2 separate regions of the Homo sapiens genome follow, and region 1 is linked to region 2. Evidence: chromatin loops called from intact Hi-C (ENCODE). Cell type or tissue: CD14-positive monocyte. All regions are shown on one strand. Links, peaks and the distances in the headings refer to the core of each region. The heading gives the core; the rest is flanking DNA. Region 1 overlaps CUEDC1 (CUE domain containing 1). Region 2 overlaps CUEDC1 (CUE domain containing 1).

The links. Hi-C counts contacts between places; a loop is a spot of excess contacts. Peaks named below come from ENCODE experiments on the same cell type or tissue, not always from the same donor. Only the 100,000 strongest peaks of a DNase experiment are listed, where the experiment ranks them.
Region 1: a loop joins it to region 2, with 2.1 times the contacts of the local background. A loop is called at or near these places in 6 of 110 quality-filtered maps.

Annotation. Positions count from the first base shown.
Region 1 is chr17:57,924,740-57,929,119 of GRCh38, forward strand. The region is part of intron 1 of CUEDC1 (CUE domain containing 1); the gene reads right to left. Among named protein-coding and RNA genes, the nearest start is that of CUEDC1-AS1, 15 kb to the left of the region's middle. RefSeq lists an enhancer at 2,473-2,988. In CD14-positive monocyte, for the core only: no CTCF peak of the experiment used is centred there; no DNase peak of the experiment used is centred there.
Region 2 is chr17:57,872,048-57,876,427 of GRCh38, forward strand. CUEDC1 (CUE domain containing 1) reads right to left here. Exons shown (of 11, transcript NM_001271875.2): 4 at 1,544-1,670; 5 at 616-808. Among named protein-coding and RNA genes, the nearest start is that of MRPS23, 24 kb to the left of the region's middle. RefSeq lists enhancers at 1,717-2,357, 2,358-2,999, 3,641-4,282, 4,283-4,380. In CD14-positive monocyte, for the core only: no CTCF peak of the experiment used is centred there; a DNase peak (open chromatin) is centred at 2,604; H3K4me3 peaks cover 2,325 bases.

The DNA of each region.
Region 1 (4,380 bases), core at 312-4,311, 53 kb after region 2:
AGCCGCTGTCCCATCAAGGCCCCAGGCCTGTACCACAGCCAGGTCCCTCCTGCTAGCAGTTTGGCAAGAAGGGTCCTTGGCAGAGGCCCCAACTCTGGATTAATATTACACCAAGAGAACCCAAACAAATGGCTCCTGACTTTCACGCTCCATAAAGTTCTGAGGCTTAAAATAAAGATGAGTTTGGAGGGGAGGGGGTGTCAACAATAGTCAGCATAGCAGAGCCACAGGATGAAACACTGTACAGCCACTTAAAAGAGTGTTTAAAACCACACCGTTCCATTAAAAATTCTCATTATGTAGTGTTACACCAAAAAGCTAGATTCAAAGGTATGTAAATCAGTAAGATCACAACTAGTTTTTAAAACTTGTGCACATTAAAAAAAAAAAAAAGAACAGAGGGAAATATAACCAAATGTTTTCAGCCGTAGTACTGAAATTATCAGAATGATCAATTTTACTGGAAATTAAACATTTTCCAGTTTTTCTTTAACGAGCATGTAAACTACCCAGGGGGCAAGGGGAACACATTCTGACTAAAATCCGTGTGACTGAGAAGTCAGGATGAAGAGCTGCTGGGATGGAATAAACCCCTCCAGGCAGCCCCGAGCAATGAGATGGGACAGGCACAGCTGTAATCTAGAGGCCCTCGGGCTCTGCTGTGGTCACACCTAAACAAGCAAGCCAGTGCGGTACCCTTCCCAAGGGGCAGAAGTTCTCCAGGGAACATAACCAAAAGCCCATTAGCCCTTAGAGTGCTCTAAAGAAGTTTGGCAAAGACACTGCAGTGAAACACAGCCTGCTCAGGTGCTCTGCCCCAGGCAAAGAGACAGAAGACAGCTGCCGCTGCAGGGTCCAGTGTCCCTGAGAGACCCCCAGCAGACGAAGATCCCTGCCAGTGCCGCCACCCCCAAGCATGAGGATATAAAAGAGATAAGCTTCACCATCTGGGGCACAGGAGCCTCCTGGGAATGCCTGCCTGAATGAGGGAGAATGGCAGGTCCCTAAGCCATGTGCAAATGTGAAGGAGGAAGAGGGTCAAAAGAGAAGGAGCCACAGCAGCTGTCTCTAAAAGAACACTAATTACAGGGCCGTCCTCCCTTACCCAGGCCTGGTACTGCCAGCAAAGATGCTCTCGAGCTCAGCGTTCACCTGACCGCCTGTCCTCTGCCACCTGTGGTTGGCCCAGAGGTGGCAAGGGTGGTCTGGCTGGGGCTGCAGGCCTGATGGCTCCCCAAGCTGGGTGGGGAGGCCCCAAGCCCAGCTTACTGGGAAGTCCTCATCCTAGGGTCAGGGGCCCTGTGCCAGGAGACCCTGGAACATGGGGATAACTAGAGAACTTCCTTCTCTGGAAATGTTAGAGACCCACCAATACTGGAATGGAAAAAGTGACGTATTCATCCCTCAAAGTTGCGAGAGGGGCAGAGTCAAGTGCAGAGGTGAGAAATGCCAGTTCTCCAGGGGTCCCTCACCTGCCACTCATAGCAAGGAGCTCAAGTTCACCATCACCAAAGGTGCCTCTGCATGGCCTCCTGCTGCTGGCATTTTGCTGAGACACTGGAGAGGACCGAAAAAGGCCCACACCAAGCCAAAAAGGTGGGCAGGAGGAAAGAGCATTGGCCTAGCAGTCAGACTAGCCGGATCTTGTCCCCATTCAAGCCCCTTCACCCCCTGAAATAGGTGTGATTCCCATCCTAGATACTACATCAAAACATTTACAGATCGGTGAGAAATGTATGGGATGGGACTTCTAAAAACAACCAAATTCTGGCCGGGTGCAGTGGCTCACACCTGTGTAATGCCAGCAATTTGGGAGGCTGAGGTGAGTGGATCACTTGAGGCCAAGAGTTCAAGACCAGCCTGGACAACATAGCAAGACCCTGTCTCTATTTACAAATTTTAAAATAAAAAATAAATTTAAAGCTGTCAAATTCTAAACAAATGGAAAGTGTGGTTAAGATGCACGGGAAGTCATTATAAAGTGAAGGCATTTTGCTTCTCTTTCAGGACAATATGCAAATTAGAGGCAAAAATATAACCACATCGTTTTTCTTTTCAAACCACTCATGTATCCACCATAAAACAGAGTTATGGGGCTGCTTCTGGAACATAGGAAATGGGGCTCAGCGGCTGGTGCCACACCGGGCCTCTTGGACCAAAGCGGGAAAGGAATGACTCAGACAGGGAAAGGAAGAGACAAAACCAATGAAACAGGAGGAAACGTAGGGAGGTTGGAACCCAGCATCTCTGAGAAAGAGGCCCAGATGAAAGGGAGGCGCAGCTGGGGGAAACAGGCCGGCAATTGTTTGTAGGGATGGCCGGCCCTGCTGCTTTGTGTGTTAATGTAATTAAGGGCTCAGTGGGGGCCAATGTTTAGAATCCTTTAACTCCCTGCCATTCTCACCGAGCGGCTGGGACAGAGAGTGGGGCTGTTATGGAGGGTGCCAATGGGTTTCTGGGCAGCTCACTTAAAAGGGCATCCAGGGGCAGGCGGGCCTGGGCAGCAGGAGGTGAAGCCCTCATTCCAGGGTGCCTGAGAGGCACTTCCTCCTCCTCCCCACTCCCCCCGGGAGTCTCCAGAAGCCCTGCCATTGCCCTGACCCCAGTTAACACTCCTGGTAATTGCTGGGGCTGCTGCAGAAAGCCTAGGGAGAAAGAAAAAAAAAAAAAAGCCAGAGTTAGAGAGAGAAAAAAAAGTCTGCTTCTCCAGTGTTCATTGAGGCTTCCCTCCTGCCCACACCCTCTGGGTTGGGGCATCCAGTTTCAAGGAAGCTCCCAAGGCAGGGCTCTCCATGCCTGAAGCCAAAATCAACAACAGCACATGGAAATTACTGAATAGGAGCAGCTGGGTTTAGCAGGCTTCTAGGAGCCCTGCTCCAAAGCTCCCAACCCCTCAAATTTCCAAGAGGTATGTCAGGGGATCTGCCCCCCAACCCCACTCATCCAAAGAAAGCCTCACATTAACCCACAGCCCAATAACCTGTTGCTCTGCAACAAAGACAGTGCAAGTTCTTGCTACCAACATGAGATTCCTCTGGATGGCAATGGACATTCTGTAGGCAAAACAATTCATGCAATGTAAGCTTTAAAAATATTATCCCATCTAACTTCACAACTACCCTGTAAGGTCGGTACTGTTCTTTCCTCCACTTTATAGATGGGGAAACTGAGGCTTAGAGAGACTAAATAGCTGTACCCAAGGTTAACAAGCCCACAAGTAGCAGAGGAAGGATTCAAACCCTGGCACCCTGACTCCAAAGCCTGTGTATTTAACCCCTAGTCTATGCCACAGGGCACTCAGGTAGTCACTGGGCAGTGGAAACACGCCTTGTGAAGCTTACAGCCTGGCACAAGGTTCTTAGCGAAGGCTCTGTGAGATTTCTGTGAGGTCTATGGAACCCCTCGTCCCAAAAATCGAATGCAATTTAATGTGTTTGTGTGTGCCTATGCTTTTTGGGAGGGGTGTCAAAGTTCTCTTTAGATTATCCACAGGATCTGGGACCGGAAAAAAGCTTAAGAACCTAGGGCCGATGGGCGTGGTGGCTCACGCCTATAATCCCAGCACTTTGGGAGGCCGAGGTGGGCGGATCACCAGGTCAGGAGATCGAGACCATCCTGGCTAACACGGTGAAACCCCATCTCTACTAAAAATACAAAAAATTAGCCAGGCGTGGTGGCGGGTGCCTGTAGTCCCAGCTACTCGGGAGGCTGAGGCAGGAGAATGGCGTGAACCCAGAAGGTGGCGCTTACAGTGAGCTGAGATCGCCACTGCACTCCAGCCTGGGCGACAGAGTGAGACTCTGTCTCAAAAAAAAAAAAAAAAAAGAACCTAGGGCTAATAAGGTAACAACCCTCCGATGCCTTGTGAAGTACATTCTAGAACACAGATCTTCCGATTTGAGTCCTCTACGTTTTCACGCAACCTCTTTGCTATCAAGAAATAGCGAAGAGGGCAACTTGAGTTTCTCCAGAAAGGGAGAATATACTGGCATTCGAGAATTAGAGGTACCTGGCACTGAAAGTCCACCCAGCCTGCCTGGGAGACAGTATCCAGGATATAAACTCGGGGTGGGGGGCGGGAGGGAAAGGGTTAAGAGTCAGGTCCTGTGGGATTAAAGGATTTCCTACTCTGTGTTTATTACTTCTTTCCATCACTTAAAAACAAGTTCCAACATTGTCCCAATTCTGATCCTGGGTTTTACTTGGATCCACACTGAGAAAAATAATTCATTACGGCAGCCCCAAACTATCAGAAATTAGCAGGCGGGGAAAAAAAGTTTCCATTCCATACTAATTTGCCACAGTTTTAAAGGCCACCGTCTGTCTAAAAACAAGGGTGTTCCTTAACTGAGGCCATTGTCCTCATTTCCAGATGCTCCA
Region 2 (4,380 bases), core at 292-4,291:
CCATCAGTTACACACACAAGCTCTCACGCTGTGGCCGTCACAGGGACAGAGCTCCACAGCCCTCTCGTCTCCTCTACCCCAAACGCACTCCCACCCTGCAGGGGAAAGGCAGCCAGGCTAGGGAGCAGGGTCTCCAACCCAGAGACAACCCAAATACCTGCAAAGTTCCAGAGCCCCTGCTCTAAAGTCTTCCACTCAAGAGCCTCCCCCGCCCTGGCCTTCATGAACCCAGTCGTTCTGTTTCCGGAGCTCCAGACACATCACGCCTGCCTTGGGGCTGGGGCTCTGTGAGGAGGGGCAGTGCTCTTCTCCCTGCTGCCTTGTGCCAAGGCCAGTGCCTGGCACAGAGCAGGTGTGCAAAGGGAAGAAGGCCTAAGAGTGCACATCCTTCTTCCTCTGAGTCCCGAGGGAGAAAGGGGTGGGCTAGTGACCCAGGTCCCCATAGGCAGAATTCTGAGGCTCCCATGGGATAACTTGGTGGGAGTCATGCCTCAATAGGACAGAAAGCACCTGGCCCCCTCAGCCCCCAGCTCAGTGTTTTCCTGAGCCCCAAGGCTAAAGCCAGCATCACCTCCCTTCTTCAGCCAGGGAGAAGTGGCTGCAGGCGCTGCCCACCTCTCTCCAGAGCGAGGAGGAAGTCGCGGTTCCGTTGCAGCTCCTTCATGAACTCCTCGTTCTGCAGGAAAAGCGCGATCCTCTCGTCCTCCAGGTACTGCTTCCAGCGGCTCTCCTGGTCTCCGGGCCCTGGCCCAGCCATGGCAGGTGGACATCCCTCTCCACTCCCAGGCTTGGGGCCCCCAGCGTTACCCTGAGGAGGGAAGCGAGCATGTTGAATGTGTACACACAAGGGTACATGTTGCACAAACGTCCACATCCCTCTGGTTGCACACATGCCCTGTCCAACATCCTCCAGCCCTCACCTGAGGCTCACACCTCCTAATGGAACCTGGTTGCGAGCCAAAATCCAACGGACAGGTCAGAGCCATTGCTGCAGGGGACACAGCAGTAGCCTAAAAACTATTTTTCCCCCACGCCACAGACCACCTCATACCTTCATCTACAACCTGAACAGTCCTGAAAACAAATCTGCAGACTGTGGAACAGCCTATACGTCAATTCCCAAACTCAACCCTCTCCCTGCACCAGCAGCCTCAGGGTGGACCTGCCCCGCTGTGGGGCACCTTGGGGCATGCCAACATCTAGCAAGAAGCAGCCTCTGGCCCTTTCCCAAGGGAGGAAGGGGGGTGCTCTGGCCCTCCACCATTGGCCACCCCATGCCCGCCTCTCTCCAGCCTGAGGTGACTGCTGCAGCAGACAGCCTCCTTAGGCTGTCACCTTCCCTGGATAGAACAGGAAACCTCCAGGCCCAGGCAGGAAGTGAGGCTTTCAGTTCAGCATTCCTGCCCTACGAACCCAGGGCAACAGAAATAGCTCAGCCTGGGTTTAAACATCAGGAAGTAAAACTGGCTGGCACAAATTGTGTGGGCAAAGAGAGATGCTGGACAAGCAGGTGGGAGTGGAAGGCGGGGGCGGCCCCTGTTACCTGTATGCTGTCCAGCTGCTGGGGCAGGATGCGGAGAAAGTCATCCGGAAGGTTGCCCAGCAGTGGTGGGTTCCAGTTCCGATAGCGTCTCTGGCTTGTAGGGGCTCCAGAGCCCAGCGCGTCGATACTAGGGGATGGCAGGTGACAGGGAAGAGGAAGTCATTAAGCCCAACCCCAGGTCTCCTGGCCCCATCACACCAGGTCCTCAGGCAGGTCGGATCCTGCTCAGAGATTCCCATGGCCTCCACTGCCTCCAGAACAAAGGCCCGTCACTCTGTCTCATCACTGGAGATGTCTCCACCAGCCTCAGCGAACTCCCCAGCCATTCATGCTCTCCAGTCACTCAGTGCCCTTCCAGGTCTCTGGACCTACAGAGCTGTCTGTCCACGGTGCACATGTGGAACTCTGTGGATTTAGCCATAGATGTTTACAAATGTCCCCTAAAGACAGCAGGGATCGCATCCTTTCATGCTTCTATCCTAGCACCTACACAGTGCCAGGCTCATGGTGCTGAGTGACAGGTATGGTCCAAAGGAACAGACACATAAGCCACCAACAGCACAGCCTGCTGCATGCTGGTTTGCTGAGGAAGGGGCATATGGGGACGCCAGGATCCCTACAGAGGGTAAAGCAGATCTGAGCTCCAGTTCTGGCTCAACCACCAGCCGGCAGGGTAGTCTTAGGTGGGCCCCTGTTCCCTCTAGGGCTCGGTTTCCTTATCTAGAAACTGCTGCCTCCCTGCCCAGGTGCTGGGGAGCCCCTCAGGAGGCCGTGTCCTGAGCAATGTTCTGAAAACGTGCGTGGAGATGTGAGTGTGGAAGGGATCTCGCTCTCAGGGTGCTCTGGGGCCGCTCTTTCCAGGCCCGTTGTGTGTGTGGCAGGAGCTCTGTGCCATGGCAGAGCCAACAGCTGGGCAAGGCAGTAGAGGAAGAGGGGGTGGCACACACCCTCCCTGACCCCCAGGCTCCCGCCCTACCGCCCTGGGCCTGAGGGCAGCTCGGAGCCCGGCCAGGAGGTCCCCACAGCTCCATGGCAGCCTGCAGCGTGGCAACCGCAGGACACGTGTTCCGCTGAATCAGGAAAACGGCACACTGAGAAGGCAGCCGAGGGCCGGGCGGTGGGGGCTGCTCTAGCTCTCGGGCCTGGCTTTGATTTGGTCTTCAGCTCTAGGAATCCCGCCCGCCCCCTCACTGGAGGGGAGCTTTTCCGGGCTGCCGCTGACTATGGAAATAACTTCCTTTCCTTTTCTATTTCGGGCGGGTGGCCGGCGGCGGGGGCGAGGGGAAGGGGCGGGGGCGGCAGCAGAAGGGATAACCAGCTGCTAAGTGCCTGGTGGGAGCTCAGCTCTTGCAGACTGGAGCCAAGGGAACCCCAGCACGCCTCGTCCACCCTCTCCCTGCACAGACACAGGGGGAGAGGGAATGGTCTGGAGAGCAGCTTGCATCACAACCCGGGACTCCCATTCCTAGGCCAAATTTTTTTCTACATCACTGCCACCTTCTGTCACTGTTGGAGGCTTCATTTTTCTCCAAAGGCCAGAGATGGGGAGAGAGGAAGCCTCATCTCTAAGGGACTCGCAGACCACCCCAGGCTACAGCAGGGAGGGACCCTCGCCAGGGGTATTACCAGTTCTTGAGGTCTCAGGGTCTTCATCTGGGACATGGGTGCCCACCCCCAATTTAACCACACCTCGGAGCCACCCAGGAAAGCAGTGGAGGGAGAACCTCAGAGGTGCACCTGGACCCCTCTAGCCATGAAGACTCCAAGTGGAGAAGGGCACAAGGTGGAGGAGGCCCCTGTTCTCAGCTGAGTTTCCTTGCTGCTAGGCCTGTGGTCCTGAAGGAAGGCCAGGCCCAGCCCCCTCCCGGCCCCTTGGCTGGCACTGGTAGAGATGAGGTCAGCCCACAGCTGCGTGAGCCAGGGCACAGGCAGCCCAGGCAACTCCATTGTGGTCGGAAAGGAATGTCAGAAATGAGCTGAGACGCAAATAAAAAAAAAAACTTCCAAGGCTGTAATTTTAACGGAAAAACAGCAGGCGGCCTGTGTGGAAGGGTCCCCGGGGTTTCAGAGACTGTCTTTCAGACAGATGGAGGGAAGGACAGACTGGGGGAGGGGAAGGAGGGAGAAGCTGGGGAGGATTTCCCAGCCCAGAGCCTCTGCCTCTGGACCCCAAAACTGCAACTTCAAGCCCCATCGGACCCCCAGGTTTACCCATGGAACATCAGACCTGATGGAAAGGGATTTCAGACTCAGGACTTCCAGGTAAAATTTTTGGTAAGAACTGGACATTGAGGTCCAGAGGGGGTTCAAGCCATGTCCCAGGACACACACATCATCCAGGCAAAACCTGGGCCCAGGGATTGTGACATTTGAAGCATGCTCCCCGGGGTGGCCCTGCCTCTCTGTGCCCTAGGAGGCCAATACCCACGCTCCCAAACTCTGCCCCATCTGCAGGTTCTCGGCACCCCAGTGACTGGAGGTAGCAGATGGGGGCCAGGCCATTCCCCCACTCAAATCTGATCTCCCTCAGCAGCCAAAGGAAGATTCCTAAAACACGAACCTGATCGTGTCGCTCTCCAGGTTAAGGCCCTTGAATGGCTCCCCGCTGTCTGCAAGAGAAGACGGAAGCTCCCTGGAGGGCCACAGGGCCTTTGATCTGCTTGCCTTTCCAGCCTCACCCGCCGTTAGGTACTTCCAGGAGGTCTCCAGATGAGCCCTCTTTCCTGCCTCCAGGCCTCTGCAAGTGCTCCTTCCTTTGCCTGAGCGCCTCCCTGTCCTCTGCTTCTCCACATTACTGCCAATGTGGCCTTCAGGTCACAGCCTGGACATCAGTTTCT